Linked DNA regions of Homo sapiens: region 1 is linked to region 2. The links are chromatin loops, found by intact Hi-C in ENCODE. Cell type or tissue: dorsolateral prefrontal cortex. All regions are shown on one strand. Each heading gives the region's core, and the rest is flanking DNA. Links, peaks and the distances in the headings are about the cores only.

Region 1 (15,490 bases), core at 9,885-14,884, 56 kb before region 2:
GCTGGCAATGTTCCTTGATCATTCCTGCCTATGATTTTTTTTTTTCTTCTCTCAACTCATGTAACACTTATATTCCAGACATTCTGCGCAACACTTACTTGATTTTTTTGTAACTGTCTTATGTATGTAGATAGATGGCTTTTCCCAGGTAGACTTCAAGCTTCTCTAGGGCAGGCATCACGCTTAGGCTTTTTGTAACCTACACAAAAAATACACAAGTTGGACTATGTTACCGTTATATAATCTTTGATGAATTGAATCAGGTTGAAGATCATTCTTCTTTAAGATCTTCAGGAGACTGTGACTGGGTGTGGTGGCTCATGCCTATAATCTTAGCACTTTGGAAGGCCAAGGCAGGAGGACCACTTGAGCCTGGGAGTTTGGGACCAGTCTGGGAAACATGGCAAAACCCCATCTCTACAAAAAGTAAAAAAATTAGCCTGGCATGGTGGAGCACACCTGTAGTTCCAGCTCCTAAAGAAGCTGAGGTGGGAGGATCGCTGGAGCCCGGGAGGCAGAGGTTGCAGTGAACTGAGCTGAGATTGCACCATTGTATTCCAGCCTCGGTGGCAGAGAAACATCCTGTCTCAAAAAAAAAAAAAAAAAAAAAAAAAAAGATCTTCAGGAGACTAAATTTGCAACTATCCTTGACATCCTTGATGCTATGTTAGTGTTAACCGTGCTAAATTTTTCACTGGGCCTTCTCTTTAATAGCAAGTTGCTTTAGAAACAAATATTTCCTCCCAAACCGTCTATACATCTCTCAATTCCCTTTGCAATTGCTATGATTATTTTATTCTTGCAAATATTTGGACATTTCTGCATAAACACCCATTTAGAAATTAACCACTTGAACTTTAAGAAACTTTTGACATTAATAAAATTAAATGATGTTTTTCCTAACTCTCACTGTTCTTCCAGCAATTTTTTTAAACAATCCTATTTGGAACAGAAATAATGTCACTTCGGGAAAGAGGCATTGACATTTTCTGACCAAGACACCTTTAATAATTCATTATCACCAAATATTCCAATGTTGTTGAACTTAAAAATCAGAAAATTTAATGCCATGCTTACAGCTAACTTCTCAGTATATGAATTATTTATTTTGTGCCATTTCTGGAAGAAAAAATATGGCCCACAGTCATAGCATGAGTGTATGTATATTTAATATTTTTACTGCGCATTCATTAAAAATCAGTATTTATTCCCTAGAAAAACAGGATAGGATAAGAGTTGATTGGCTGCTACGAAGGAAAACACCGTCCCTTTTGGGATTGCGAAGCAGCCAGACACAGCAAACTGTGATGTAAGCTGGAAAGGTGGTGAATGAGGGTTTCTTGGACTTGTTTATCTTCCTCACTGAGGTCATGCAGCCTGCTGCTTCTTTGTAATTTTTTTTTTTTTTTTTTTTTTTTTTTTTTTTTGAGACGGAGTCTCGTCCTGTCGCCCAGGCTGGAGTGCAGTGGCGCGATCTCGGCTCACTGCAAGCTCCGCCTCCCGGGTTCACGCCATTCTCCGGCCTCAGCCTCCCAGGTAGCTGGGACTACAGGCGCCGGCCACCGCGCCCAGCTAATTTTTTTTTTTTTTTTGTATTTTTAGTAGACATGGGGTCCTTGTAAGTTTTATTGCAGGGGTCCCCAGCCCCAGGGCTATGGATGGGTACTGGTCTGTGGCCTGTTAAGAATCGGGCTGCACAGCAGGTGAGCGGTGGGGAAGCGAAACTTCATCTGTATTTACAGCCACTCCCCATTGCTGGCATTACTGCCTGAGCTCAGCCTCTTGTCAGATCAGCCGTGGCATTAGATTCTCATAGGAGTGCGAGCCCTGTTGTGAGCTGTGCATTTAAGGGATCTAGGTTGCGTATTCCTCATGAGAATCGAATGCCTGATGATGTCACTGTCTCCCATCACCCCCAGATGGGACTGCCTAGTTGCAGGAAAACAAGCTCAGGTTCCCTTATTCTACATGAGTTACATCAGTTGTTACAACTGATATTGTTGTAATATATTGTTATTACATTGTAATATATAATGAAATAATTATACCACTCACGTAGATAGTTGTTGTATAATTATAATAATAATAATAGAAATAAAGTGTCCAGGTACAGTGGCTCATGCCTGTAATCCCAACACTTTGGGAGGCCGAGGCGGGGGGATCACCTGAGGTGAGGAGTTTGAGTCCACCCTGGCTAACATGGTGAAACCCCACTCCTACTAAAAGTACAAAAAATTAGGCGGGTGTAAGTGGCACGTGCCTGTAATCCTGACTACTTGGGAGGCTGAGGCAGGAGAATCGCTTGAACCCAGGAGGTGGAGATTGCAGTGAGCTGAGATTGTGCCACTGCACTCCAGCTTGGGCAACAAGAGTGAAACTCTGTCTCAAAAAAAAAAAAAAGTGCACAATAAATGTAATGCACTTGAATCATCTCAAAACCATCCGCCTTCCCTGGTCCATGGAAAAATTATCTTCCATGAATTCAGTCCCTGGTGCCAAAAAGGTTGAGGATGGCTGACATAAAGGATGGGAACCTTGGTTTCACAACATAACCACCGTCAGATAATGGTGGAAAACACTCCACCTGCAAGCCAGACATCTGGTGAACACAAGCAGATACAATGTTTCAATATTTATCTCATTATCAATGAACCGACTGAGTTTCTGATTTGTATTTTTATGTACCATGAGTTAGGTTAGTATGTATCAGCCCTGGAGGACATTATGTTTTTTTCGTTGTTGTTGTTTTGTGTGGCCTTAAGGTTTTATTTTATTTTATTTTATTTTATTTTATTTTATTTTATTTTATTTTATATTATCATTATTATTGAGACAGAGTCTTGCTCTGTCACCCAGGCTGGAGTGCAGTGGTGCGATCTTGGCTCACTGCAAGCTCTGCTTCCCGGGTTCACGCCATTCTCCTGCCTCAGCCTCCCGAGTAGCTGGGACTACTAGCGCCAGCCACCATGCCAGGCTAATTTTTTTGTATTTTTAGTAGAGACGGGGTTTCCCCGTGTTAGCCAGGATGGTCTCGATCTCCTAACCTCGTTATCCACCTGCCTCGGCTACTATTATTTTTCTTGAGACAGAGTCTCACTCTGTCACCTAGGCTGGAGTGTAGTGGTGTGATCTCAACTCACTGCAACCACCACCTCCACCTCCCAGATTCAAGAGATTCTCGTGCCTCGACCTCCCTAGTAGCTGGAACTACATGTGCGCACCACCACACTCAACTAAATTTTTGTATTTTTAGTAGAGATGGGGTTTCGCCCTCTTGACCAGGCTGGTCTTGAACTCCTGTCCTCAAGCCATCTGCCTGCCTTGTCCTTCCAAAGTGCTGAGATTACAGGCATGAGCCACCAGACCCAGCCCTGACCTTAAGGTTTTAAACGTCCAATTCTAACCATGGTCCTTGGGTACTGTTGCTTTAATGGACTACACCATGACACGTCATGAAGAAGCCAAAATGACAAGACCACCAATAAGGGACATATAAACAAAGATGAACAGTTAAAATAATAAATGAGGCAGAACTTCCTGATGATTGTTCTTGAATGGAGATAAGGTGATATGCACATTAATGTAGGAAGTTCTGCTAATTTCACTTGGGATATAAGATAATGGAAGCAGCAACTAGAAAGTTGTCGGTCAGTGGCAGGATATGTAGATCCAGGACCAGGAGATGTGGATCAGGACCAGGATCCTCCAAGCCAGAGCGTCCTATGTGTGATACCCTTGCGAGAACTCACTGATACTCTCTGCACATCTGCATTCTTTTTGTCAGCTCCATATTTCTTCTCTCTGAGGCTACAGCTTGCCAGAAACGTCATGAGACCTACAAGATAAATGCTCCAAAAGGTTCCCAGAAGAAAAGACCAAGTGCATCGATCTGAAGAGTCTCAGTCTTCTAAAGTGAACGTGATTGTTATGCACCTAGAATAAGCAGCCAGATCTCCTCCTCGTATTGCAATAGCCCCACATTCCCCACACACCGTCCAAGGCTAAGTCTGACTTATGAGCGGAAGTCCTTCCTTTCAAAATGATACTGAATTGATGGTTCTCCAGTAAACCAAGACAAGAAAATAAAATCTAAGTTTTTTCTTAGACTCCCATAAAGAGAAAGACTGTCTACAAAATATGCATCTTAGGACTGTTGGTATTATAGATAGAAATGCTGACAACCAGGGTAGGAAGCTCAAGAAAGCAAGGTGGGTGTGAAGGTCAGGAATGAAGAGGACATGGTGTTTGCTGATGATAATAGGCTTGTGGAATTTCCAGAGGCACCATGATGAGGTAGTGAGAGCTGCTTCCATCTGGGCTGTAAACCTGGTCCTAACAGTGACCCACTAGCATTCTCTGGTCAAGCTACTTAAGCTATAGTACTAATATTCCTGCCCATAAGTGTCAATAATAACACCCACCTCATGGGGTGTGTGTGTGTAGTATTTGAAATGCCTTTGTCATACCGATGGGGGTTGGCAGAGACTGACATGAGAGATTCTTGTAGAAAGAAGGCAGAGATCGAGGGGGAGGAGCCAAGATGGCCAAATAGGAACAGCTCCGGTCTACAGCTCCTAGCGTGAGCGACGCAGAAGACAGGTGATTTCTGCATTTCCATCTGAGCTTTGAAGAGAGCAGTGGTTCTCCCAGCATGCAGCTGGAGATCTGAGAACGGGCAGACTGCCTCCTCAAGTGGGTCCCTGACCCCTGACTCCCGAGCAGCCTAACTGGGAGGCACCCCCCAGCAGGGGCACACTGACACCTCACACGGCAGGGTATTCCAACAGACCTGCAGCTGAGGGTCCTGTCTGTTAGAAGGAAAACTAACAAACAGAAAGGACATCCACACCAAAAACCCATCTGTACATCACCATCATCAAAGACCAAAAGTAGATAAAACCACAAAGATGGGGAAAAACAGAACAGAAAAACTGGAAACTCTAAAATGCAGAGCGCCTCTCCTCCTCCAAAGGAATGCAGTTCCTCACCAGCAACGGAACAAAGCTGGACGGAGAATGATTTTGACGAGCTGAGAGAGGAAGGCTTCAGACGATCAAATTACTCTGAGCTACGGGAGGACATTCAAACCAAAGGCAAAGAAGTTGAAAACTTTGAAAAAAATTTAGAAGAATGTATAACTAGAATAACTAATACAGAGAAGTGCTTAAAGGAGCTGATGGAGCTGAAAACCAAGGCTTGAGAACTACGTGAAGAATGCAGAAGCCTCAGGAGCTGATGCGATCAACTGGAAGAAAGGGTATCAGCAAGGGAAGATGAAATGAATGAAATGAAGTGAGAAGGGAAGTTTAGAGAAAAAGGAATAAAAAGAAATGAGCAAAGCCTCCAAGAAATATGGGACTATGTGAAAAGACCAAATCTACGTCTGATTGGTGTACCTGAAAGTGATGGGGAGAATGGAACCAAGTTGGAAAACACTCTGCAGGATATTATCCAGGAGAACTTCCCCAATCTAGCAAGGCAGGCCAACGTTCAGATTCAGGAAATACAGAGAACACCACAAAGATACTCCTCGAGAAGAGCAACTCCAAGACACATAATTGTCAGATTCACCAAAGTTGAAATGAAGGAAAAAATGTTAAGGGCAGCCAGAGAGAAAGGTCGGGTTACCCTCAAAGGGAAGCCCATCAGACTAACAGCGGATCTCTCGGCAGAAACCCTACAAGCCAGAAGAGAGTGGGGGCCAATATTCAACATTCTTAAAGAAAAGAATTTTCAACCCAGAATTTCATATCCAGCCAAACTAAGCTTCATAAGTGAAGGAGAAATAAAATACTTTACAGACAAGCAAATGCTGAGAGATTTTGTCACCACCAGGCCTGCCCTAAAAGAGCTCCTGAAGGAAGTGCTAAACATGGAAAGGAACAACTGGTACCAGCTGCTGCAAAATCATGCCAAAATGTAAAGACCATCAAGACTAGGAAGAAACTGCATCAACTAACGAGCAAAATAACCAGCTAACATCATCATGACAGGATCAAATTCACACATAACAATATTAACTTTAAATGTAAATGGACTAAATGCTCCAATTAAAAGACACAGACTGGCAAGTTGGATAAAGAGTCAAGACCCATCAGTGTGCTGTATTCAGGAAACCCATCTCACCTGCAGAGACACACATAGGCTCAAAATAAAAGGATGGAGGAAGATCTACCAAGCAAATGGAAAACAAAAAAAGGCAGGGGTTGCAATCCTAGTCTCTGATAAAACAGACTTTAAACCAACAAAGATCAAAAGAGACAAAGAAGGCCATTACATAATGGTAAAGGGATCAATTCAACAAGAGGAGCTAACTATCCTAAATATATATGCACCCAATACAGGAGCACCCAGATTCATAAAGCAAGTCCTGAGTGACCTACAAAGAGACTTAGACTCCCACACATTAATACTGGGAGACTTTAACACCCCTCTGTCAACATTAGACAGATCAACGAGACAGAAAGTCAACAAGGATACCCAGGAATTGAACTCAGCTCTGCACCAAGCAGACCTAATAGACATCTACAGAACTCTCCACCCCAAATCAACAGAATATACATTTTTGTCAGCACCACACCACACCTATTCCAAAATTGACCACATAGTTGGAAGTAAAGCTCTCCTCAGCAAATGTAAAAGAACAGAAATTATAACAAACTATCTCTCAGACCACAGTGCAATCAAACTAGAACTCAGGATTAAGAATCTCACTCAAAACCGCTCAACTACATGGAAACTGAACAACCTGCTCCTGAATGACTACTGGGTACATAACGAAATGAAGACAGCAATAAAGATGTTCTTTGAAACCAACGAGAACAAAGACACAACATACCAGAATCTCTGGGATGCATTCAAAGCAGTGTGTAGAGGGAAATTTATAGCACGAAATGCCCACAAGAGAAAGCAGGAAAGATCCAAAATTGACACCCTAACATCACAATTAAAAGAACTAGAAAAGCAAGAGCAAACACATTCAAAAGCTAGCAGAAGGCAAGAAATAACTAAAATCAGAGCAGAACTGAAGGAAATAGAGACACAAAAAACCCTTCAAAAAATCAATGAATCCAGGAGCTGGTTTTTTGAAAGGATCAACAAAATTGATAGACCGCTAGCAAGACTAATAAAGAAAAAAAGAGAGAAGATTCAAATAGACGCAATAAAAAATGATAAAGGGGATATCACCACCGATCCCACAGAAATACAAACTACCATCAGAGAATACTACAAACACCTCTACGCAAATAAACTAGAAAATCTAGAAGAAATGGATACATTCCTCCACACATACACTCTCCCAAGACTAAACCAGGAAGAAGTAGAATCTGTGAATAGACCAATAACAGGAGCTGAAATTGTGGCAATAATCAATAGCTTACCAACCAAAAAGAGTCCAGGACCAGATGGATTCACAGCCGAATTCTACCAGAGGTACAAGGAGGAACTGGTACCATTCCTTCTGAAACTATTCCAATCAATAGAAAAAGAGGGAATCCTCCCTAACTCATTTTATGAGGCCAGCATCATTCTGATACCAAAGCCTGGCAGAGACACAACCAAAAAAGAGAATTTTAGACCAATATCCTTGATGAACATTGATGCAAAAATCCTCATTAAAATACTGGCAAACCGAATCCAGCAGCACATCAAAAATCTTATCCACCATGATCAAGTGGGCTTCATCCCTGGGATGCAAGGCTGGCTCAATATACGCAAATCAATGAATGTAATCCAGCATATAAACAGAGCCAAAGACAAAAACCACATGATTATCTCAATAGATGCAGAAAAAGCCTTTGACAAAATTCAACAACCCTTCATGCTAAAAACTCTCAATAAATTAGGTATTGATGGGACGTATTTCAAAATAATAAGAGCTATCTATGACAAACCCACAGCCAATATCATACTGAATGGGCAAAAACTGGAAGCATTCCCTTTGAAAACTGGCACAAGACAGGGATGCCCTCTCTCACCACTCCTATTCAACATAGTGTTGGAAGTTCTGGCCAGGGCAATCAGGCAGGAGAAGGAAATAAAGGGTATTCAATTAGGAAAAGAGGAAGTCAAATTGTCCCTGTTTGCAGACGACATGATTGTTTATCTAGAAAACCCCATTGTCTCAGCCCAAAATCTCCTTAAGCTGATAAGCAACTTCAGCAAAGTCTCAGGATACAAAATCAATGTACAAAAATCACAAGCATTCCTATACACCAACAACAGACAAACAGAGAGCCAAATCATGAGTGAACTCCCATTCACTATTGCTTCAAAGAGAATAAAATACCTAGGAATCCAACTTACAAGGGATGTGAAGGACCTCTTCAAGGAGAACTACAAACCACTGCTCAATGAAATAAAAGAGGATACAAACAAATGGAAGAACATTCCATGCTCATGGGTAGGAAGAATCAATATCGTGAAAATGGCCATACTGCCCAAGGTAATTTACAGATTCAATGCCATCCCCATCAAGCTACCAATGACTTTCTTCACAGAATTGGAAAAAACTACTTTAAAGTTCATATGGAACCAAAAAAGAGCCCGCATCGCCAAGTCAATCCTAAGCCAAAAGAACAAAGCTGGAGGCATCACACTACCTGACTTCAAACTATACTACAAGGCTACAGTAACCAAAACAGCATGGTACTGGTACCAAAACAGAGATATAGATCAATGGAACAGAACAGAGCCCTCAGAAATAATGCCCCATACCTACAACTATCTGATCTTTGACAAACCTGAGAAAAACAAGTAATGGGGAAAGGATTCCCTATTTAATAAATGGTGCTGGGAAAACTGGCTAGCCATATGTAGAAAGCTGAAACTGGATCCCTTCCTTACACCTTATACAAAAATCAATTCAAGATGGATTAAAGATTTAAACGTTAGACCTAAAACCATAAGAACCCTAGAAGAAAACCTAGGCATTACCATTCAGGACATAGGCGTGGGCAAGGACTTCATGTCCAAAACACCAAAAGCAATGGCAACAAAAGCCAAAATTGACAAATGGGATCTAATTAAACTAAAGAGCTTCTGCACAGCAAAAGAAACTACCATCAGAGTGAACAGGCAACCTACAACATGGGAGAAAATTTTCGCAACCTACTCATCTGACAAAGGGCTAATATCCAGAATCTACAATGAACTCAAACAAATTTACAAGAAAAAAACAAACAACCCCATCAAAAAGTGGGCGAGGGACATGAACAGACACTTCTCAAAAGAAGACATTTATGCAGCCAAAAAACACATGAAAAAATGCTCATCATCACTGGCCATCAGAGAAATGCAAATCAAAACCACTATGAGATATCATCTCACACCAGTTAGAATGGCAATCATTTAAAAAGTCAGGAAACAACAGGTGCTGGAGAGGATGTGGAGAAATAGGAACACTTTTACACTGTTGGTGGGACTGTAAACTAGTTCAACCATTGTGGAAGTCAGTGTGGCGATTCCTCAGGGATCTACAACTAGAAATACCATTTGACCCAGCCATCCCATTATTGGGTATATACCCAAATGACTATAAATCATGCTGCTATAAAGACACATGCACATGTATGTTTATTGCAGCATTATTCACAATAGCAAAGACTTGGAACCAACCCAAATGTCCAACAATGATAGACTGGATTAAGAAAATGTGGCACATATACACCATGGAATACTATGCAGCCATAAAAAATGATGAGTTCATGTCCTTTGTAGGGACATGGATGAAATTGGAAACCATCATTCTCAGTAAACTATCGCAAGAACAAAAAACCAAACACCGCATATTCTCACTCATAGGTGGGAATTGAACAATGAGATCACATGGACACAGGAAGGGGAATATCACACTCTGGGGACTGTGGTGGGGAGGGGGGAGGGGGGAGGGATAGCATTGGGAGATATACCTAATGCTAGATGACGAGTTAGTGGGTGCAGCGCACCAGCATGGCACATGTATACATATGTAACCTCCACAATGTGCACAGGTACCCTAAAACTTAAAGTATAATTAAAATAATAATAATAATAATAGTAATAATAATAATAAAAAAGAAGGCAGAGATCTTGAACTCCTGACCTCAAGTGATCCACTTGCCTCGGTCTCCCAAAGTCCTTGCATTACAGGTGTGAGGCTCAGCACTTTGGGAGGTTGAGGTGGGTGGATCACCTGAGGTCAGGAGTTCAAGAACAACCTGGCCAACATGGCAAAACCCCGTCTCTACTAAAAATACAAAAATAACTGGCCAGGCAGGGTGGTGCATTCCTGTAATTCCAGCTACTCAGGAGGCTGAGGCAGGAGAATCACTTGAGGCTGGGAGGTAGAGGTTGCAGTGAGCCAAGATCTTGCCACTGCACTCCAGCCTGGGCAACAGAGAGAGACTCCATCTCAAAAAATAAACAAAAAAGAAAGAAGGTAGAGAGATGAATGATGTCAGCAGCGTCTACTCCAGCACGAGAAGGATTCTGCATCCCCCCCACCCAAAAAAAATCCAACCTACTCTTCACTGAACTGCTGATTGTTTAGTGATAAAACTGCTTGATCAGTGTTTTCTCTCTATGAGACATCTTTGACCCCTCTCTTATTTTTCTTTGACCTTTTCCAATTGTGCAGAAACTGTTTTTGGAATCTAATATGTACCATGGATCATGCTGGGTGCTGGGGACATGATACCTAAGGATGGAGTTTTTGGCTCTCAAGCTGGCAGAAAAGTAACTAGACATATTGTGCCATGTGTTTCTTCTGCCCAGCAAAAAAACTAATAAAAAATATTTTCCCAAAGTCTGTTTGATTTTTAATTCAGGGTCCTTAGATTTGTTTATTTATCTCTTTATCAATGTATTCATTCATTTTCAATTTTTATTGTGATAGAATACACCACATAACATTTTTTTTTTTTGAGGTGGAATTTCGCCCGGGCTGGAGTGCAGTGGTGCGATCTCTGCTCACTGCAACCTCTGCCTCCCGGGTTCAAGCAATTCTTCTGCCTCAGCCTCCCGAGTAGCTGGGATTACAGGTGCCTGCCACCACACCTGTCTAATTTTTTGTTGTTGTTGTTGTAATTTGAGGAGACATGGGGTTTCACCCTGTTGGCCAGGCCTGTCTCAAACTCCTGACCTCAGGTGATCCACCCACCTCGGCCTCCCAGAGTGCTGGGATTATAGGCGTAAGCCACCACGCCCGGCCAACATTTACCATCTTAACCATTCCTAAGTGTGTAGTTTAGTGACATCAAGTACGTTCACATTGTTCTGCAATCATTGCCATCATCCATCTCCAGAGCTCTTTTCATCTTGCAAAACTGAAACTATGTACCTATTAAATAATAACTCCCCATTCCCTCCCATTCCCAGGCCCTGGCAACCGCCATTCTACTTTCTATCTATATAATTTTGATTACCTTAGGTATATCATATAAGTGGAATCGTATTGTATTTGTCATTTTGTGATTGGCTTATTTCACTCAGGATAATGTCCTCAAGGTTCATCTATGTTGTAACATGTATCAGCATTTCCTCTCTTTTTTAAGACTGAATGATATTCCATTGTCTGTATATACTACATTGTCATTGTGCTATCCATTCCTCCATTGATGGACTTCTGGATTGCAGCCATATTTTAGCTACTGTGAACAATGCTGTTATGAACACGAGTGTACAGATTTCTCTTTGAAATTCCGCTTTCAATTCTTTTGTGCATATACTGAGAAGAGGAATTGTTGTATCATAGGGTGTCTTGGTCCGTTCAGGCTATTATGACAAGACACCATAGATCGAGTGTCTTACAAACAACAGAAATTGATTTCTCACAGTTGAGGAGGCCAGACATCTGAGATCAGGGTGCCAGCACAGTAGAGTTTGGGTGAAGGCTGTCTTCTGGTTTGCAGACTACTGACTTCTTGTTATATTTTCACCGCAGGAAAAGAGGGGGAGAGAGCTCTCTGGGGTCCCTTTATAAGGGTATTAATCCCCCTCATGAGGGCTCTGTCCTCATGACCTAAGAACCCCACTTCCTAATACTGTCATATTGGAGGTTAGGTTTTGAAGATATAAATTTTGAAGAGACACAAACATTCTGTGCATTGCAGATGGTAATTTTAAGTTTTTGAGGAACTAGCGTAATGTTTTCTACAGTGACTATACTCATTCAATTGGTAAGAGCAAATATATATAAACCTCTTTGCTCACTTATTTGATCACATAATTTGATTATCTGAAGTGGGAATTTCTTTTCTTTCCTTACGGGATTATTTTTCTTAATTTGTTCTGATACATGTTTATTCTATTGTGTGACTTAGATGTAAAATAGATGGAAGTGACACTCAAATTCCCAATTCATTGAGGATTTCCTTCCTGCCACCATCTTGTCTACACTCCTGTTTCTTACAAAATCACTGTCTCTCCTCTCCTCCCGTGCACTTGATTGTCCCCCTTGCCTGTTTTTTCTTTGCTCGGCACTCATCTTCAGTTTACCAAACTCTATACTTTTCACAGAGACTCTGTCCTTCTCCCTGTCCCTCTAGTAATGTTTCAGAAGTTTGCCTCCTACATTTATTCACTGATGACAGTCACCTGGTCATGCTAAGGTGCCTGTTAGCATTCTTGATTTGCCCCACTTTATGTTGGAGTAAATTCAGCCACCAAGCCATCAGCCAACACCAGGCTGTACCCTGTTTCCCATATTTAGACAGATATTTGATTTCTTGATATATCTTGATGTTACATTGATATATCTTGATATAATGTTGAATTAGTATAATAGTAATTAATCAGGTCTCTTCCTTACGGGAAGATTAAACAATGTTTGTAAAGCAGCTAGCATAGTGCATGGTAGGTTCAATGCGCAATAGATGTGGGTCCTTTATGTCATTTTTAATAGCATATGACGGTGCATAATGTAGCTTTCAGGATCACGTGGGCCAAGCAGATTCCGAGTCCTCTTAGATACTGTGCTCAAGAGCACTACCTCATGGGCCTCATCTGAACTGCAGGAGAGAGGGCCTTTGAAAGAAAGGATTCTGGCATCAGTCATTCTTCCGAGGTTTAAAATCTGTCTCTGTTGCTAAGTAGCTTTGTGACACTAAGAAAGTCACAAGTCTTAATCTCTGTGCCTCAGTTTCCCTATCTGAAGGTTCTGACAGTAACTGTTCTAGGATTACTATGAAGATTAAGTGGGATAATTTACATAAAGCATTTTGCAGAGGGATGGACACAGAGTAAATGCTTAATATATATTTTAAACTATTATCTAATAAGCTTAGTGATGGCTCTCCAGTTGAAAACTCTGGCTAACAGTAGGTTTTTATTTTTACTATATACAAGTAATTTTTTTTTTTTGAGATGGAATTTCGCTCTTGTTGCCCAGGCTGGAGTGCAATGGCACGATCTCAGCTCACTGTAACCTCCGCCTCCTGAGTTCAAGCAATTCTCCTGCCTCAGCCTCCTGAGTAGCTAGGATGACAGGCATGTGCCACCATGCCCAGCTAATTTTTTGTATTTTTAGTAGAGACAGGGTTTCTCCATATTGGTTGTGCTGGTCTCGAACTCCCGACCTCAGATGATCCGTCTACCTCGGCCTCCCAAAATGCATTTTTTAAAGGAAGTAGAAGAATGCAAGCAAGTGTGCCCAAACTTAAAGCTATAACTACAAGTACGTCTATGTAGCTCAATCAACTAAAAATATTGATAAAATGCCTGCAATATGCAAGTTGTCTTTTTCTAGAAAAGGCAAAGGGACATTAGTCAATATCCCTGCCCTTACCCAGTTTCCCATTTAGTTGGAGAGATTAGCCATATAGACAAAGATAAAAAACAATGTCACAGTGACTAGGAAGAGGGCTAAATTCTGCCCTTATTGTCTCTGTCTTACCATGTAAATGCAGAAGTAATTGTAGAAGTTTTCTGGATAGAAATGTTTTACCAGATGGATTTTTCCTTTCTTCTTTCTGTTTTTCCATGAAATGATAATTTGAGGATCAATACACAGCTTTCTCCAAAAATCTCAAAGTTATCCTATAAGGTTCAAGTTCCAGGGCAAGAGACATTCTGGGGCAGTATTGTGTGTGCATGTCTTTTTAAAATTCTTTCTTATGAAAATGTACAAACATATGCAAAATAGAATAGTAACATGAACCTCCACATTCCCACTACACAGATCCAGCCATTATCAAGGTTGCATCACGTTTGCCCCATCTATCCTTTTTCTCCCCCTTAATGAAGTATTTAAAACAGATCCCCCCAGGCACCTGTCATTGCATTCTTACGTATTCAGGATGTATCTTGTCACACAAGCCGTCCCTACTGCCAAATGATGCAAATGTATCATGGGCCTTAATGGGGGAAACTTACAAGTGGAGAAGCAGCAGAGTGCCTGACAAATTCCCTCCTCTCAAAGTTTCATGCTGTAAGCCAGGCATGGATGGCCAAAGTTTCAGGAGACAGGGCAGTCAGGAGAGAGAGCCCTGCTTCCTCTTTGTGTTACCTGGGGTTATATGAGTGAGCATAAGGGGAGGTGGGTGCACATACCTAGTTTCTTCAAATAACAAGAAATATATCAAAGAATTTCCAGGCCTAGGAATAACTTGAGGCATGCTGAGGGCCAACATCTGCCTGCAAGGGCCTGGAACCAGTCTTGCTTGTCAGGAATGTGAACATTAGACTAAGGCCTCTGTGCCTCCTGCGGATGGGCCCGGGCTAGCTGAGCCAGGGTGATTAAGCCACTAAGACCAGGAAGGAAACGTGCCTCTAAGAGCATCCAGATTTTCTTCTCATTGAATCTCTAAGAGATAAGGACATTTTCTTAGAGAACCACAATGCCATTATTACACCTAACACAAAGATAGCATCTTTGATATCATGTTATGCCTAATCCATAATCAAATTTCCCCAATTAGGGGTTAAGATCACAGTTGAGACTCATTTTTAGGGCATGAAATGAATTTTGTACATCAATATCAAGATCAAAAAAGAGTTTAAAAGATCAGAGTGCATCAGAAATAGTAAGAATACTTTTTGCAAAATATTGTTTCCCTTATATATAAATGTACTGGGTTTGAGAAACACTGTTTTAGGGAATTTCACGCTAATCCCTCTGTCCTGCTTTTCTGCATCCTGTCTCTACAACTAATATTTAATTTAATCTCTTAGTATGACAAAATGAGACCAAACTTTACCCTAAGTATTTGTTACTGGGATTTCTAAAAGCAAATTAGTTATTATTTCATTAGATTAATAATTGACAAAGTGGTAAAGAGTATGAATCAAGTAGTCACAATCATAGCATATTTCATATCAATTACCAAGCCTTTCTCTTCTTTTTCATCCACCTGGAAAATCTAAAGTAGTGTTGGAAGAAGCCTGGAGCATAGCCATTTGAGCTTACAGTTTCAGATGTGGTATTAAGGATAATATGGAGGTGAAAGGTTTGGATCAGGGCTTCAGTGCCCACTCTAATTTTGTGTTCTCACGGTGGTAAGTAAGATCTCAG
Region 2 (15,490 bases), core at 2,782-7,781:
TATGTTTGTTGACCACATAAATGTCTTCTTTTGAGAGGTGTCTGTTCATATCCTTTGCCCACTTTTTGACTGTCTTTTTTTCTTGTAAATTTGTTTAAGTTCCTTGTAGATTCTGGATTTTAAACCTCTGTCAGATGGGTAGATTGCAAAAATTTTCTCCCATTCCGTAGGTTGCCTGTTCACTCTGATGCTAGTTTCTTTTGCTGTGCAGAAGCTCTTTAGTTTAATTAGATCCCATTTGTCAATTTTAGCTTTTGCTGTGATTGCTTTTGGTGTTGTCGTCATGAAGTCTTTGCCCATGCCTATATCCTGAATGGTATTGCCTAAGTTTTCTTTTAGGGTTTTTATGGTTTCAGGTTTTATATTTAAGTCTTTAATCCATCTTGAGTTAAGGTGTATATATTTTTGCATAAGGTGTAAGGAAGGGGGTCCAGTTTCAGTTTTTTGCATATGGCTAGCCAGTTTTCCCAACACTATTTATTAAGTAGAGAATCCTTTTCCCATTGCTTGTTTTTGTCAGGTTTGTCAAAGATGAGATGGTTGTAGATGTGTGGTGTTATTTTTGAGGTCACTGTTCTGTTTCATTGGTCTATATGTCTGTTTTGGTACCAGTACCCTGCTAAAACATTACATTTTTAAAACTGCTGGGCAAGACAACTAGTGGTAACATACGGGTGTTGGAATGGAAGGAATTGATAGGAAATTATCATGTCTTGCGGCACTGCAGAAGTATGAAGTAACTAACTCAGGGAAATGTATTTTTAAAAACACAGCTTAAACAGTTTCTGTGAAACATTCTTAGGGAACTGAGGGGTCTGTAGGAGGTAGAGATTAGAGATTGCAAATACAGTGCCCACATGCAATGCACACACATCAATGCCAGCCTCCAGCTGTATGTGTGCATGTGTGTGCACATGACAGGCAGAGATTAGAGACTGCCAATACAGTGCCCACATGCAATGCACACACTAACCTCAGTGCCAGCCTCCAGCTCTGTGTGTGTGTGTGCGTGCACATTCCAGACAGAGATTAGAGACTGCAAATACAGTGCCCACATGCAACACACACACTCACCTCAGTGCCAGCCTCCAGCTCTGTGTGTGCACATGTCACTGTGGTTGATCATGTCAGGGTTTCTATCATGTGCTTCCATCGTTTTCCTGTCACCACCACGAGAGCCCTGGTTTGCTGTTCCTGGTCAGGATGCCACATTTTGATCAGTGTGTAAAAGAAGTTTTAATTACAACTGAGAGTACATGTGATTTGAATAGGTCTCGAGTAGAACATTGAGCTGATGGACTCTTCCATTTACATTAGAATAATGCTTTCTAAACCATGGATTATGAAATCAACTTACTGAGTTCTAACCATTTCCAAAATAAAATGAATGAAAATGCAAACAGGAGACTGCTTTCTATATACAAGGGAGACATTGTGTCATGAAACTTTTCTCTGTGTACAGTGGGTCTTGGTGTAAAATATATTCTTTGTTATAAGCCATCAAAGAAAAAAACGAGAAACACTAGGTAGAGGACCAATCATGTGTTTACATATATGCAACACATTTTGCCTTAAAAGTATAAAATAGAGCTTTTATTTTTCCATACACACATTAAAAAAAAACATGACCCTAGTGGGTCATAAAATCAATTTAGTAGGTCACAACAGGCATTATTAAAGACAAAGGAACAAAATAGAATAGAAAATATCAGAGCACTTTTTTATACCTGCTATATCATAAGACTTGCTTCTGTCATGCACACACATGAAACCTACATGTATGAGTAAGCTGGGATATGATATAACATATGTTCCCTAACTAGTCATGTAACTTTTAGAGACACTGTCATAGCCTATTCAGGGCAATGGACAATTTTACTCAGAGAACGCTCCATTGCTGAAGGGCAGTCGAGTGAATGGCACGCTGACTACAAACACAATTTAGTTCCTGCAAGCATCCTGCCCCAAACCCCAGTATTCTAAGGGTATCCAGAAAAATATCTCAACAAAAATGTCAAGCCCCACTGTTGCAGAGAGAAAGAGAACGTTTTTCTGTCTTCACCTTGTCCAGTTGGAGATGATGAGGAAATCTCTTCTGCTTTTTCTTCAGTGCTGGTAAATATTGAAATAACTAATGTTGCTTTTTGGAAGCTGATGTTAAGACCAAGTTTGGGATGCAAGATGCTGGCTAGGGATCAATAGCTGTGATGGGAGGGAGGAAGCAGAATGGGACAGAGGAAGTCAGGTGCCATGGAACCCAACAAAGGCTCAGGGAGCTCTGGAGTGAGTGGTGCCATTCAGGGTGCTCAGCAGAATTGGGCAGCGTTTCACACCCGGTCACCAGATGCAGGCTGTTCCTGGAAGGGAATGCGCCTGGGTTGGGGCACCATCTGCAGCTGAGGTGAGCCTTAAAGGAGCTGATGTCTGAGGCTGTCTGCCGACCACACTCCACAGCAAGTCCCTCCTTGAAGAGGGATCTGGGCAGCAAGTTTCCGCCATGACTGAAGAAGCCACATATTGTCCATGGATTGAGTATGGCTATAGATGCAAGGGTGGGTGGAGAGCCTGTCGTGGAGGAATGCCGAGAATTCAGTTATTCTTGAGCAGTGCCTGTTCATTCACCTAGATGTATTTGGTTGCTTTGTATCCCGGCTGTTGTCGGGAGAATGGACCCATACAAGGCAATACACTCATTCGTTTATTTACTGGACACAAACTCGTTAAGCAGGAGAACACTGTGTTGGTGGGGTTCCATTATGAGATGCCCTCTCTCAAGAATGCTCAATTTCTGAGCATTCATCTTTAATTTCTTACAGCAAGATTAACAATTGTTGCACATTTTAGGAATTTACAATTTTATAAGCTTCCAAAGCATATGTTATCTTATTTAATCATCGGAATGCCGTGAGGCAAGAATCATCAGTAATATCATTTTAAAAATGAGAAACTCAAGGTCAAATAAGTCAAACCACTCAATCAGTTTGTCAGTGGCTAAGGTGGGGCTCTGTGTTTTGTTCCTATGATTTTATTTTTATTTTCATTTTTATTTTTTTGACACTAGGTCTTACTCTGTCACCCAGGCTGGAGTGCAGTGGTGCAATCATAGCTCACTGGAGTCTTGACCTCCCGGGCTCAAGTGAGCCCCCTGCCTCCACCTCCAGAGTAACACCTACAAGGGTGCACCACCATACCTGGCTAAGTTTAAATAAATTTTATAGATATGGGGTCTTGCTATGTTTCCCAGACTGGCCTCCAAATCCTGGGCTCAGGCGATCCTCCCACCTCGGCTTCCCAAAGTGCTGGGATTATAGATGCGAGCCACTGCACCTGGCCCCTCTGATTTTATATAATTTGTTTTCTTTCTGCTGTATTATTTTGTTTTTACAGAAAGCTGAAATCTGCATCCCTACAGCTTCTATATCTTATCCAGGTTCAGTTCCCTGGATTTGTTAGAACAACAGTTCTAATTGATGCTTCTTAGGAAACTGCTCTGTGGGAATGGTTTGTTTCTGTCCCACCCGGCCTCAGCTGCTTGAATCGGGGAATTAGAATCATCTGAAGTTCTGCACACCCTGTGCCTGGGATCTGGCTACGAAGATCAAGGCACTGAGGTCTTGAATCCCTCGGGCCCCTCAGGCACAGCTACCTCTATGGGCTCTCTGTAACAGGGCAGCTTCTGGGTGGTCAGCATCCTCCACGGTGGCTCAGGGCTCCAGAGATACCTGTCCCAAGAGAGAACCAGGCAGAAAGCTAGCCACAGAAGTCACAGGGGGCCACTTCTGATGCATCTTATCCCTCACAAGCAAGTCGCTAGATTGATCCCTATTCAGGGAGAGGGAAATTAGACTCTACCTTCTGTGGGAAGAGTGCCAAAGGACTTGCAGACAATTTAACAACCATCCCACCTCTTTTGTATCTTTTGCTTCTTATCACCTCCCATGTCTGGGCATTAGTGTGCCCATGGATGTGGTCCTGTCGCTTCCAACCCACTGGCTGGCCCCCGGTTTCTGGCTTTTCTTCATTTCTGGTTTGACCTTGTGCAGCTATCACTGTCTTGTTTGCCTGTACCATGTCTCTTTCCGGGTGAGAAGGATAATTTTTGACTGCAGCATCAATCAGCAGAAGGAATACCATCTTGTGACATTTCCTCTCCTCCCAGCTCTCAACAGGTGAACGATTGAGTGGGGGTGAATATGAGGGGTAATCCCACAAAAGGCTCTGAAATTACCCAGAAACTCGTGACCCCACAGATTTGTGCCCTGGGCAGATGACCCAGGGGTACAGCTTGACCGAAACAGGTGTACAGGTAATCTCCTAGCGCCCCCCAGCAGCACAGGGACAGATACTACCTCCAGACAGACCCCCTTCCTGTGTTTAGAGGAGATGGCATCTATTTATAGAACTGACTCATCAGTCTCTGCTTGAGGTAGTGGGGGTATCAGAGATCCAATTTATTTCTTTTATTATTATTATTATACTTTAAGTTCTAGGGTACATGTGCACAACCTGCAGGTTTGTTACATATGCATACATGTGACATGTTGGTGTGCTGCACCCATTAACTCATCGTTTACATTAGGTATATCTCCTAATGTTATCCCTCCCCCATCCCCCCACTCCACGACAGGCCCAGTGTGCGATGTTCCCCACCCTGTGTCCAAGTGTTCTCATTGTTCAATTCCCACCTATGAATGAGAACCAACACAAGCACTTATCACTTGCACTGTTGCTGTAAGTGGGCTGAGAGCTAGTCACATAGAGCATATTTAGTGCAAAGAAAGTAATTCACCGAGTCCAGCTCTCCTGTGGTTAGTGGACTTCATACCTAGGCTTGCCTCCTGTAAGCAGAACATAAACAGCCCATTCAAATTAAGAGCTTGTTGAGAACCCACATGGCTGTAACCAAGGCAGCAGCAGCGGCTGCGGCCGCAGCCTCAGAAAGCAAGTGAAGATTCTATTATTTCCCTGGTATTCATAAAAGGGCCACTTTACAACTGTGATCTCAACATGTGTAGAGATTTCACTGAATTTTAAATTTCAGGGCCGACTTTTACAAACAGACATTAAAACTAATAGCTGTGTGCCTGGTGCTTTGAAAGCAAAAGGTGTATTGAGGCAGGATTTGTGCAAAGCTCGTGGGGAGTCACAACAGAGAAAGAAAATGAATATGCAAATGCATAAACAAAAATCCTCTTCATGTGGAATGTTATTACAGATCCACATGGAGAAAGGAACCTTTAAAACGACCATTTCTCTTTGTTGCATGGCTCAAGATGGCTTGGAACTGGGAATCCAGGAGGCATTTTCAATGCATTTTCCATGGTCCCTTGTGAAGAGAAGGGGTGGGTGGAGATTGTGCCAAAGCTGTGCTGTACCAGTCTACCCTGGGTCTAGGGCTGTTTTGGTTTCCTAAATGGACTGTGGGATGAAGAGTGGTTTATTCATTTTCAAACAAAGCCAAGTTTGTGAGCAGCAGACTGATTCCATTCAAAAGGCCAGAGGAGAGGTCAGAACCTACCAGAACTAAACTCACTAGAGACACATGCAAAGGGATGTATTCAACCCCCAGCCCCACCTTCCCATACACACACTCAGGTGTGTGCAACATTGGTATAGCTTGAGCACTGGCTGATTGAGTGTGAGTATAGAAAAGAAAAGACCTAAAGGTTGCAGTGACCCACGGTGTGAAAATCAGCCACAAAACCTCATTGTAGAGCAAGAGACATTAAAAACAAGTGCATTAAACCTGTTTTATTTTCAATAAAAAATTAGGGAATCTCCCCTGCACCACAAAAGCTAATTTCTCAATACTACAAATTGAGGGTTCTTTCCTTTCTTCACTCCTGCCATGTGAGATTGCAAAAGAATTTTAAGGGCATTTTCTCTAACCCATTCTGTTCAAAGCAGGGCAGTTTCTCAGATTTGGGCCCACAGTCTAGTGGGGTCTAATATAGGACTGTGGGCCTTAGACCAGGGGGAATACTGAGAAGCCATGTGCAGATGGACCTGTGGCTTTGCTGCCTGATAGATTGGCATTGTGCAAGCTACATTTGTCCAGTTCCAGGACTGAGCTTCTGCCTCATCCAGGTCCTCATGGTGGGATTTGAGTATCTCAGCCCATTTGGATGCAGCTCTGAAAACATTCCTGGTCCTTGTCAGTGCCCTCTCCTGAAGAAGGTGATTTTTTTCAGCAAGTGGCTGAGGACTGATTCACACCAGTTTCCAAAACTTGCCTTGGTCTGCAGTCTCTTGATGTTATGCGTCACACGACAAGTTGGATTCCCAAGAGCATTGGGTTTAAGACTCCTGATCCCCCATCTCCTTTCCAGCCAAATCTAGTGCTGGGTTCCTCCAGCATCAACCACCTGTTCCTGCTGGTTTATTTTCTTCTCCAGGGAAAAAACAAAGATAATCAATGAAAGTTGCAAAGGGGAGCTTTGGCTTATTTTTGTCCCTCTACCTATCAGAGAATACCTTCTTCTCTGAGAGATATAATTCAAAGGGAAAGTTTGATTCCCATTGCCAGTGTTTGCAGTAAGAGGAGAGAAGGGGCAGCCTCAGCCCTGGCTGGGTTGTTTTGAAGCTCTATATTAAAATTCTTATTGCCACCCTAGTAAGATTGATAGTAATCACCATAAAGACCATCTATCATTAGTTGTCCTGAGGCTGCGATGTAACAGGAGTGAAATTAACTTCAGCTCTCATCTTCCTCCACACTTCCTCTGGGTCCCTGGTGAGGTCTGAGCCTCAGGAGTACTTGTAGCAGGGTGGAGTATTCTCATTCCCCACTTGCCAGGAAAACTGTAGGGAGGGCTTGTCTTCCTGTGCCTTCAGCCAAGGAGAAGTTAATCAGGCTAGAAATTGCATCTCTCAGATTTCTGGAAAAACTCATTCAAAGAACATCTTTACTATGTAGTTAAAGGCTGGGTGTTTAGGGTGGGGGAAGAATGATTAGGAGGAGCATGGGGGAATTTTAGGGCATTGAAAACACTCTTTGTGATACTACAACAGTGGATTTTTCATGCCATTATACATTCGTTCAAACCCATACAACGTTCACACTAAGAGTGAACCATGATATAAACTCTAGATTTGGGGTGATAATGATGGTTCATCAGTTGCAACATAAGTACCCTCTGGTGGGGGATGTTAATACTGGGTGAGGCTGTGCACATGTGGAGGTAGGGGATACAGGGAACTCTCTGTACCTCCTGCTTAATTTTGCTGTGAACCTAAATCTGCTGTAAAAAAAAAAAAAAAAAAAAAAAAAAGCCTAAAAAGAAGCAGCAGCTGGGTTACCAGTTATTCTACATGAGTTGGAAGTGGAGGATTCAACTGTTCCCTAGACTGTCTTCTAATCACCTATTTTTCTTGTCACATTACTCATTACCCACTCCTGCTAACACCAGTTTTGAAGCCTTTCTGTAGCTCTGCCAGAAATTGTGGCTTTTATAACTGCTGCAGCCTTTCCCTTAAGTAATAGATTATGGACTCCGGCCCCCTTGCAATTTTTCTGTTCTCTTCATGGGTGTGGGTAAATCACTTAGTCCTTCTTTACTACTATTTCAGTAAAGTTTCAGGGAGGCACATACGTGTTCTCAGTCTGCCATCTTGAACTGAAACCCGGAAAGCATTTAGACAAATATTTCTGGGTCCCAACCCCATACCTACTGAATCTAAGTTACCTTGTCTGCTGGCCAGATAAAAAGAAAAAGGTAGGTGTGTGTGTGTGTGTGTGTTTTAAATCTCCTGATGACTCTGAAGCAAACCTTCCCTTGAGCAGTGATTGGCCCCTGGGCTGCTGGATCCAGCCCCAGGTCCCAGGCAGATGGGCAATCTGCTCTTTCTCTGCTACCCCAGCCATCCAAACAATTTATATTTTCATTTTGTCCACCATGATATTTCATACTTTTGTGACTGCCTGGATTTCATACGTTGTCTTTTTCACTTGATCAATTACATTCATCCTTCATTCTGTCTTTGATGGAAAACCTTTTTAGTTGCTCTCCTGCCTACAGGGCCTTGCATAGGATGGGCACTTGATATAATAGCATGATTTATACTAGAATTCAGCTGGGTTATGTGGATTAACATGGCGGAAGAAGGACAATGCTAGCAAATAACTAAAAAGTATAGTAGCTCAAAGAACAACTGTATTTTCTGGGCTAATAAATGATAAGAAATTAAATGTTTCTTAAATTGAAATAGAAAAAAAGCATGCAATTAATTTCTGTATTTCCCTTTTGACCTCAGAAGCCTCCATGTCATTTTTTATTTTCATCTATGTCTTTAAATTTTGTGCAACTCCTTAGGTCATGAAAGAGGTACCGTCCTATATCCTATGATAGCAGCCCAGCTGTGTGTTAAGACACAACCTAAAGAAAAGTTTATGTAGGGTGGGAGGCGGGAATGTAAATGTTGTTCACTGGCTGTGTTGAGCTGAATGTACCAGGCTTAGAAGTACAGTCCTCTGGATTCCAAGTGTGATGACAAAGAGAAATAGATTCAGATGTCAGTGAAGACAAAGGCATGTTTATTTAGACATACGTTTCAATGTCGTCTCCTGGGGAAAGCTTACTTCATGCTGCAGCCATAGGAAAGGGCTTGGAGGGTCTCAGGTGAATAAGCCTATATGCTAATTTACTAATTAGCTTCAGGGACTTAAATTTTACTCATCATGAATGCAAAATCTGATGCTTCCCATTGTGCCAGATGCTTTCGCAGATCAAACCCTGCAGAGAGGAATAATTTTTCTCTTGGGGAGGAATTTTATAAGCTGTTATATTACCTTCTACATTGCAACGAACCTCTTCTGGATCCATAAGTTTTGTAACTTAGAATTTTTTTTTTTTTTTTTTGGCATTGCGGTAAAAGACAGATAATCAATTCAATTCAGACATCTACTGAACACTTGCTCGGTTTCCACCTGGAATCTGAGCTCCTGACACAGGAATTGTCTTACCCATTTTTGCAACTGCAGCACTAGCTACAGTGCCAGATAGATAGTAGGGCACCAAGAAATATCTGTTACGTGATTGATGAATCATTGAAGAGCAGAAGGGGAAGCTGGTGGAATCATATCCTGCCTTTGTCTCCGTCCATGAGGAACTCACAGTCTACAGCAGGGATCACACAGTGACGTGTCTATAGGGCCAGGAATGTAGAAATGAATGAGTGAAATGAATTGAGTAGAAGAAAAACAAGCTGCCAGAAATATAGTCAATCTTTCTCTATTTTTAAAGATGTATTATTATAAGGTCATAACAAAATATGTGTAATAGTAGAGAATATGTTATCAATTTGAAAGTAAAAGTTAAAATAAATGTACTTAATATGTCTTATAATATATTTTAATACATTTTAATATGCAATTCATTAAAATTTTTATTTATGCTTTATGATTTTTAATTTTGTCATTCATCATGCTTTTGACTAGGATATAGAAACATGACAGTTCCTTTTTACTTTTTTGTCCGAACGTGACAATGTCAGATTGTGTGTTCTGTGTAAACCAGAATTCATCCTTAAACCTTTAACAGTCAGTGACATGTAGTTTTCTGCGGTTTCATAATGAAAACCAGCTGTTCACAAATATAGGTATTTTAATGTGGATAGATTCTTGCACAGTGATTTTCATTGTTAAAGTAACTACTCTTGAGCTATTTGTAAAATTCTGCTTTTCTAACATCATTGTAAAATTTACTTTTCAGTGAAGTGTAGTACAGTAAATTCCATTTGTAGTTTTTATTCAAATTACATTAAATCAGAGTGTGAATTGAACCCTGTAAGTGCACTGCATAAAGTTTGAAATCTGAGATTTTTTTTTCTTTTGCCATTCAGTCTTCAGATCTACAGTTTTGGAAGTGTTTCATTTGCATTTCAGAAAATTGGTTTGAGAGGGAAACTGAGTGGTATGACTTCTTTTAAAATGACATGTGAACAACTTCGTAGGAAGTTAAAATTTCATGGGACGTGTTAATGTCAACCCAAAAGGCTAAACCTGTATTCATGCTTTGCTGGTGAAAGGTGGTGAGATGTTTTTCTTTGTATTGAAGTAACATGCCTATTTTAGCCAAAAATTGATACAAATCTCTTTGTCACCTGGCACAACCAGATCATCTGACCTCCATGTTGTAACACCATGCCACACTTTGAGTCCAATAGGTATAATCTGTCTCTGGTTGTACATCTAGGGGCAGAGAGTGTTCAAGATGTTGCACTTCTTAAAGTTTTATAATAAACTATTATTCCTGAGTGAATGATTTAACAGCTAAATACAATGCCTTTGCACACTATTAACATATTGCAGTTAAGTACGCTAGCAAGTCTAACTCTGACCTTGACCGTAGCTTATCTGTAGTTCAATTTACTAATTGGGACCAGTTCACATTAAATTTTCCAAAACTTTTCTCAACACAACACAACATGTCATGTCCTGATATGTGTAGCTGTCACTGGTACCATGTCCAGAGGTTTGGTCATATCAAAACTCAATGGAAAAGATGAACAAATACAACTAACTGGCAGCTATCATCTGTGCTTGCCTCAACTGTAATAGAAAATATCATATAACTTATCTATTTTTAAGCAACTTGCCCTGAAAATTCTCAGCTTTATTGTTAGAATTCAGAACAAAAGCAACTGTGGTTAGATTTATAAATGCTTCTTTCTTTCCCATACCTAGCCACCTCTGTAGATGCTCGCTATAAACTCACCAACTGAAAAGGTTTTAATGCCTGGGCCAAGTTTTCACTTAATGTATAACTGTGTTCCCCAGCAGCATTGCTTATTTTACTCACACTATAAATAAACCTCTTGAAATTTTATTTTGTTTTTCATTTCATTAGATTTTTTTGTCATACTTGATTCAGGTGAAACTTACTGTGAATTGCTTTATATTGACTTTCTAAATTATATTCTTTTAACAAACTTTTTTCATACCAAACACTTTTTTTTATACTAAACATACAGGACTATTCTTTCATCTAGCAAAAAAGCGAGTTCTTTCCCATTCTGATTAACAGCTTTGGCCTCTTGGTGGATCTTGTTTTATCAACTCTCGGAAACGTGAATGCGAGATAGCTATCGTTTTCTTCCTTAAAAAGCAATAGGGAAGGCATGGTGGCAAAAGGCAAAAACGTGAGACCACAACCTTGGGAATGGCAGGGAGTGGCAGAGGCTGGAATACTGGGATGATGGTGCTTATCTGGGGGCTGCAGCCACTGTTCAGCCCCAGCCAGCAGCGGCCATAGACATGTAGGCTTAGGTTCTGCACATGAACTGCTGTTTGCAATAGTTACAGAGGTCACCTAGGAACAATTTGCAATATAAACAGTTCATCTTACTCTTAAATTTGTTTATATGTGTTAATTATTCATGCTTTTCCCTCCATATATTATTCATGCTTTTGTTTTCTATATTTTGATGCTTTGACATCTTGGGGTCTTGTTAACTTTGGAGGAACTCTTCCCTCGCCTATCCAGGGTTAGTCAATTCCTAGAGAAGGCAAACAACTCACCTATCAGCATACCTTTTGTATGCAAACTAGCCAATTATTTCTTCTTTTTTTTTTTTTTTTTTTCTTTTTGAGATGGAGTCTTGCTCTGTTACCCAGGATGGAGTGCAGTGGCATGATCTCGGCTCACTGCAACCTCCAACTCCCAGGTTCAAGCGATTCTTCTGCCTCAGCCTCCTGAGTAGTTGGGACCACAGAAGCCCACCACCACACCCAGCTAACTTTTTTGTTGTTGTTGTATTTTTAGTAGAGACAGGTTTCACCATGTTGGCCAGGCTGTTCTCGTGCTCCTGACCTCATGATCCACCCACGTTGGCCTCCCAAATTGCTAGGATTACAAGCGTGAGCCACCATGCCTGGCCCCAGCCAATTATTTCTAAGACCTCCTGTGCCCGATTCTCACACTCTGAGCCACTATCCCCTGCTCTAATCACCCTGATGCCAGGTGCCAGGCAGCTGTGGACAGGGGACTCCTATGAGATGTCCCCAGAGCCTGCTGACGTGTCAACTAGCTGATCCTAACCTGCTCACCTTGTCTCCACCATTCCTTCCCACGAAGACCACGATACAGGTTCTTGTCCACATTTTCACCCACTCTCTGCCTCCTAAGTGACCCAGGTGTCTCCACGTTACCCCCATAGCATGCCATACCTCTTCCTTTGGGATCTGTGAGTAACAAACTATCTTTTCGATGGCAGCTGTCTCCTGAACTGTCGCCCCCACCATACCTAAATAATACTAAAACTTCAGTTTTGAAATCATAAGAGACTAGCTGTAACACGAAAAGTGGTAAAAATTCTTAAATTAGCAACCAGATATAGATCCAACACTTGAATTGTAAATTATTTTATATTCATAAAAATGTTTAATGAGATTTATTTAAACTTTCTAAAGTTTTAACTTTAACATTTCTTAAGTGATTTTGAATAAATATTTTGATATTGATTAATCATGATTTGTATTTTAGAAGAAAATATGTTTTCTTATGGAAAACATGAAACAAATGATAGTTAAACTTTTTAACCTTAATTCATGTTTTTTTTTGTTTTGTTTTTTTTTTTTTATTGATCATTCTTGGGTGTTTCTCGCAGAGGGGGATTTGGCCGGGTCATAGGACAATAGTGGAGGGAAGGTCAGCAGATAAACAAGTGAACAAAGGTCTCTGGTTTTCCTAGGCAGAGTGTTTGTGTCCCTGGGTACTTGAGATTAGGGAGTGGTGATGACTCTCAACGAGCATGCTGCCTTCAAGCATCTGTTCAACAAAGCACATCTTGCACCGCCCTTAATCCATCCAACCCTGAGTGGACACAGCACATGTTTCAGAGAGCACAGGGTTGGGGGTAAGGTCATAGATCAACAGGATCCCAAGGCATAAGAATTTTTCTTAGTACAGAACAAAATGAAAAGTCTCCCATGTCTACTTCTTTCTACACAGACACAGCAACCATCCGATTTCTCAATCTTTCCCCTCCCCTTTCCCCCCTTTCTATTCCACAAAACCGCCATTGTCATCATGGCCCGTTCTCAATGAGCTGTTGGGTACACCTCCCAGACGGGGTGGTGGCCGGGCAGAGGGGCTCCTCACTTCCCAGTAGGGGCGGCCAGGCAGAGGCGCCCCTCACCTCCCGGACGGGGCGGCTGGCCGGGCGGGGGGCTGACCCCCCACCTCTAATTCATGTTTTTAATGAAAATATATTTAAATTTTGTGTATCTTAAGTAAAACTATTTTTAATCTTTTAGATCATTACTATTAATAAAACAAATTGTGTGAATATTGATTATGACAACATAATAGTGATTTTATTGAAATCAATCCAGCAAAACAAATTTAGAGAAATAAATAGAAAATAATTTATGAATTATTTACCCATATTTCATTACTTCTTCGAGCATCATTGGTCTACCCAATGCATGCCCACAGCATGCCCAGACATGCGCAATAATAATAAATTCAGTTGTCATTGGTATTTTGATGATTTGCTGTCAGATAGAGAACCATAGCTTTATCCATATTTAAAAATTTTGTCATTATGCTGGCATGTTTGTTAAAATAGGAAAATAGAACACATGCTTTTTAATAGTTTGATTGACTTATGACTTTTTTTTTAAGAGGCGGGATCTCACTCTGTCACCCAGGCTGGAGTGGAGATGTGAACAGAGCTCCCTGCAGTCTCCAACTCCTGGACTCAAGCAATGCTCCTGCCTCAGCCTCCCAAATAGCTGGGACCCCAACCATATAACACCATGCTCGGCTAATATTTTTATTTCTGTAGAAATGGGGTCTCACTTTGTTGTCCAGGCTAGTCTCAAACTCCTGGCTTCAAGCAATCCTCCCACCTTGGCCTCCTGAAGCTCTGGAATTACAGGTGTGAGCCACCATGGCTGGCCTAATTTATGATTTTTAAATGTTTAGGTATATGGTTTATTGGCCTGCCTTGATCTTCTAGCCCAAGCCCCACAAATTTAGAGGCAGGTGGCAGACACACTTCCTTCCTTCCTGTTTCTCAAACTGATAAACCTCCTCCTACCATCTGTTCTAGCATGAAGCTTTTTCTCTGAGATCTTCTGATGGCCCCTACCTTGGTCATTGAGTCTCAGCTTCAACACCACCTCTGTGGGAGGCTCATCCCTGATGATCCAGGCCCTGTAGCACTACCTTGCTTTATTTTTCTTGTATCTTGTATCATTTCCAGCTATTTCCAAATCTATAACTCTGTATATATTCTGTCTTCTATCTCTAGGCTGTAGACCCTTAATCAATTAAATCAGAATCCGATGTAGGGCCCGGCAGCAGTATTTTTCTTAAATCACTTAAAATACTCTGTAATGTGCAGCCGGGCTTGAGAACTCTCGCCCTGGGGTTGCACTTAGTGATATGCTCAATAAAAGAAACAGAAACGTTTAGGGAAGCCTTGTTTGCAACAGAAAAAAAAAAGTTTAAAATAACTGAAATATATAGCATCAGGAAAATGGAGATGTAAATTATGGTATATTCATAAAGTATAATACATACTATACATCGTTTAAAATAAATTACTTAGAACTACATAAATCAGCATGGATAAATCCTCCAAGTACATCGAGTAAGAAAAGCAAGTTATAGAAAGATATGTATGGCACAGCCCTATTTATAAAAAAGTGAAAAAGACGTAAAACTGCATGATGTATGAGTATGTACATCTGTAAGAAAATTTAATTTTTGAAAAAGTTTTGGAATGACAAACACCAATTTCAGGAAAGTGGTTATTTCTGGAAAGGGAGATGTACAAGGATTAGGGAAAAAAAAAAAACCAAACACAGCAACTTTACCTCTTTGCTTTATTTCTTAAAAAAGACAAGAAAGATCTAAAGTGAACGTGGGAACGTGTTGGGTTTAACACAGCTTACTCTTTCCACTTTTCTGCATCCTTGAAATATTTTGTAACAAAAAAAGATGATAAATTTACACCATGTTTTTTGAGGTACTATCAATAGGGGTTAATGATCATTTTTGTCAATCATCTGGCCTTTTCCCGTATTTTTGCAGCAATTATTTTCTTAACTCACTTCTAAGTCTTCTTTAATATCTGAGAATGTAGAGAAAACCTGAGAGCCATCCGGGTTCTTCTCACACTTTAATAAGGAAATTTTGCTCCTGCCCTTTGGATGCTTATTGAATCCTACTTAAATTTCCCATTCTCAGAAAAGTCTAAACCATGGTTCTTATCCCTATGCTCATGACTCATCCATTAATTCATTTGCTTACTAATTCAATTAGTATTTCTGAACACATTTTTTTTTTTCAGAGTCTTGCTCTGTCACCCAGGCTGGAGTGCAGCAGTGTGATCACAGCTCACTGTATCACTGTAGCCTCGACCTCCTAGGTCCAGGTCATTCTCCCACCTCAGCCTCCCAAGTAGCTGACACTACAGGCATGCACCACCACACCCACCTAATTTTTGTATTTTTGGCAGAGTGGAGGGCTTACTATGTTGC

Evidence for each region. Hi-C counts contacts between places; a loop is a spot of excess contacts. Peaks named below come from ENCODE experiments on the same cell type or tissue, not always from the same donor. Only the 100,000 strongest peaks of a DNase experiment are listed, where the experiment ranks them.
Region 1: a loop joins it to region 2, with 4 times the contacts of the local background. A loop is called at or near these places in 1 of 110 quality-filtered maps.

What each region holds. Positions count from the first base shown.
Region 1 is chr10:7,052,572-7,068,061 of GRCh38, reverse strand. The region is part of intron 1 of LOC105376387 (a long non-coding RNA gene); the gene reads left to right. Among named protein-coding and RNA genes, the nearest start is that of LINC02665, 36 kb to the left of the region's middle. RefSeq lists a silencer at 1,626-1,685. In dorsolateral prefrontal cortex, for the core only: a CTCF peak has its summit at 12,978; no DNase peak of the experiment used is centred there.
Region 2 is chr10:6,989,613-7,005,102 of GRCh38, reverse strand. The region is part of intron 2 of LOC105376387 (a long non-coding RNA gene); the gene reads left to right. Among named protein-coding and RNA genes, the nearest start is that of LINC02665, 99 kb to the left of the region's middle. RefSeq lists an enhancer at 9,995-10,164. In dorsolateral prefrontal cortex, for the core only: no CTCF peak of the experiment used is centred there; a DNase peak (open chromatin) is centred at 5,378; H3K4me3 peaks cover 510 bases; H3K27ac peaks cover 4,818 bases.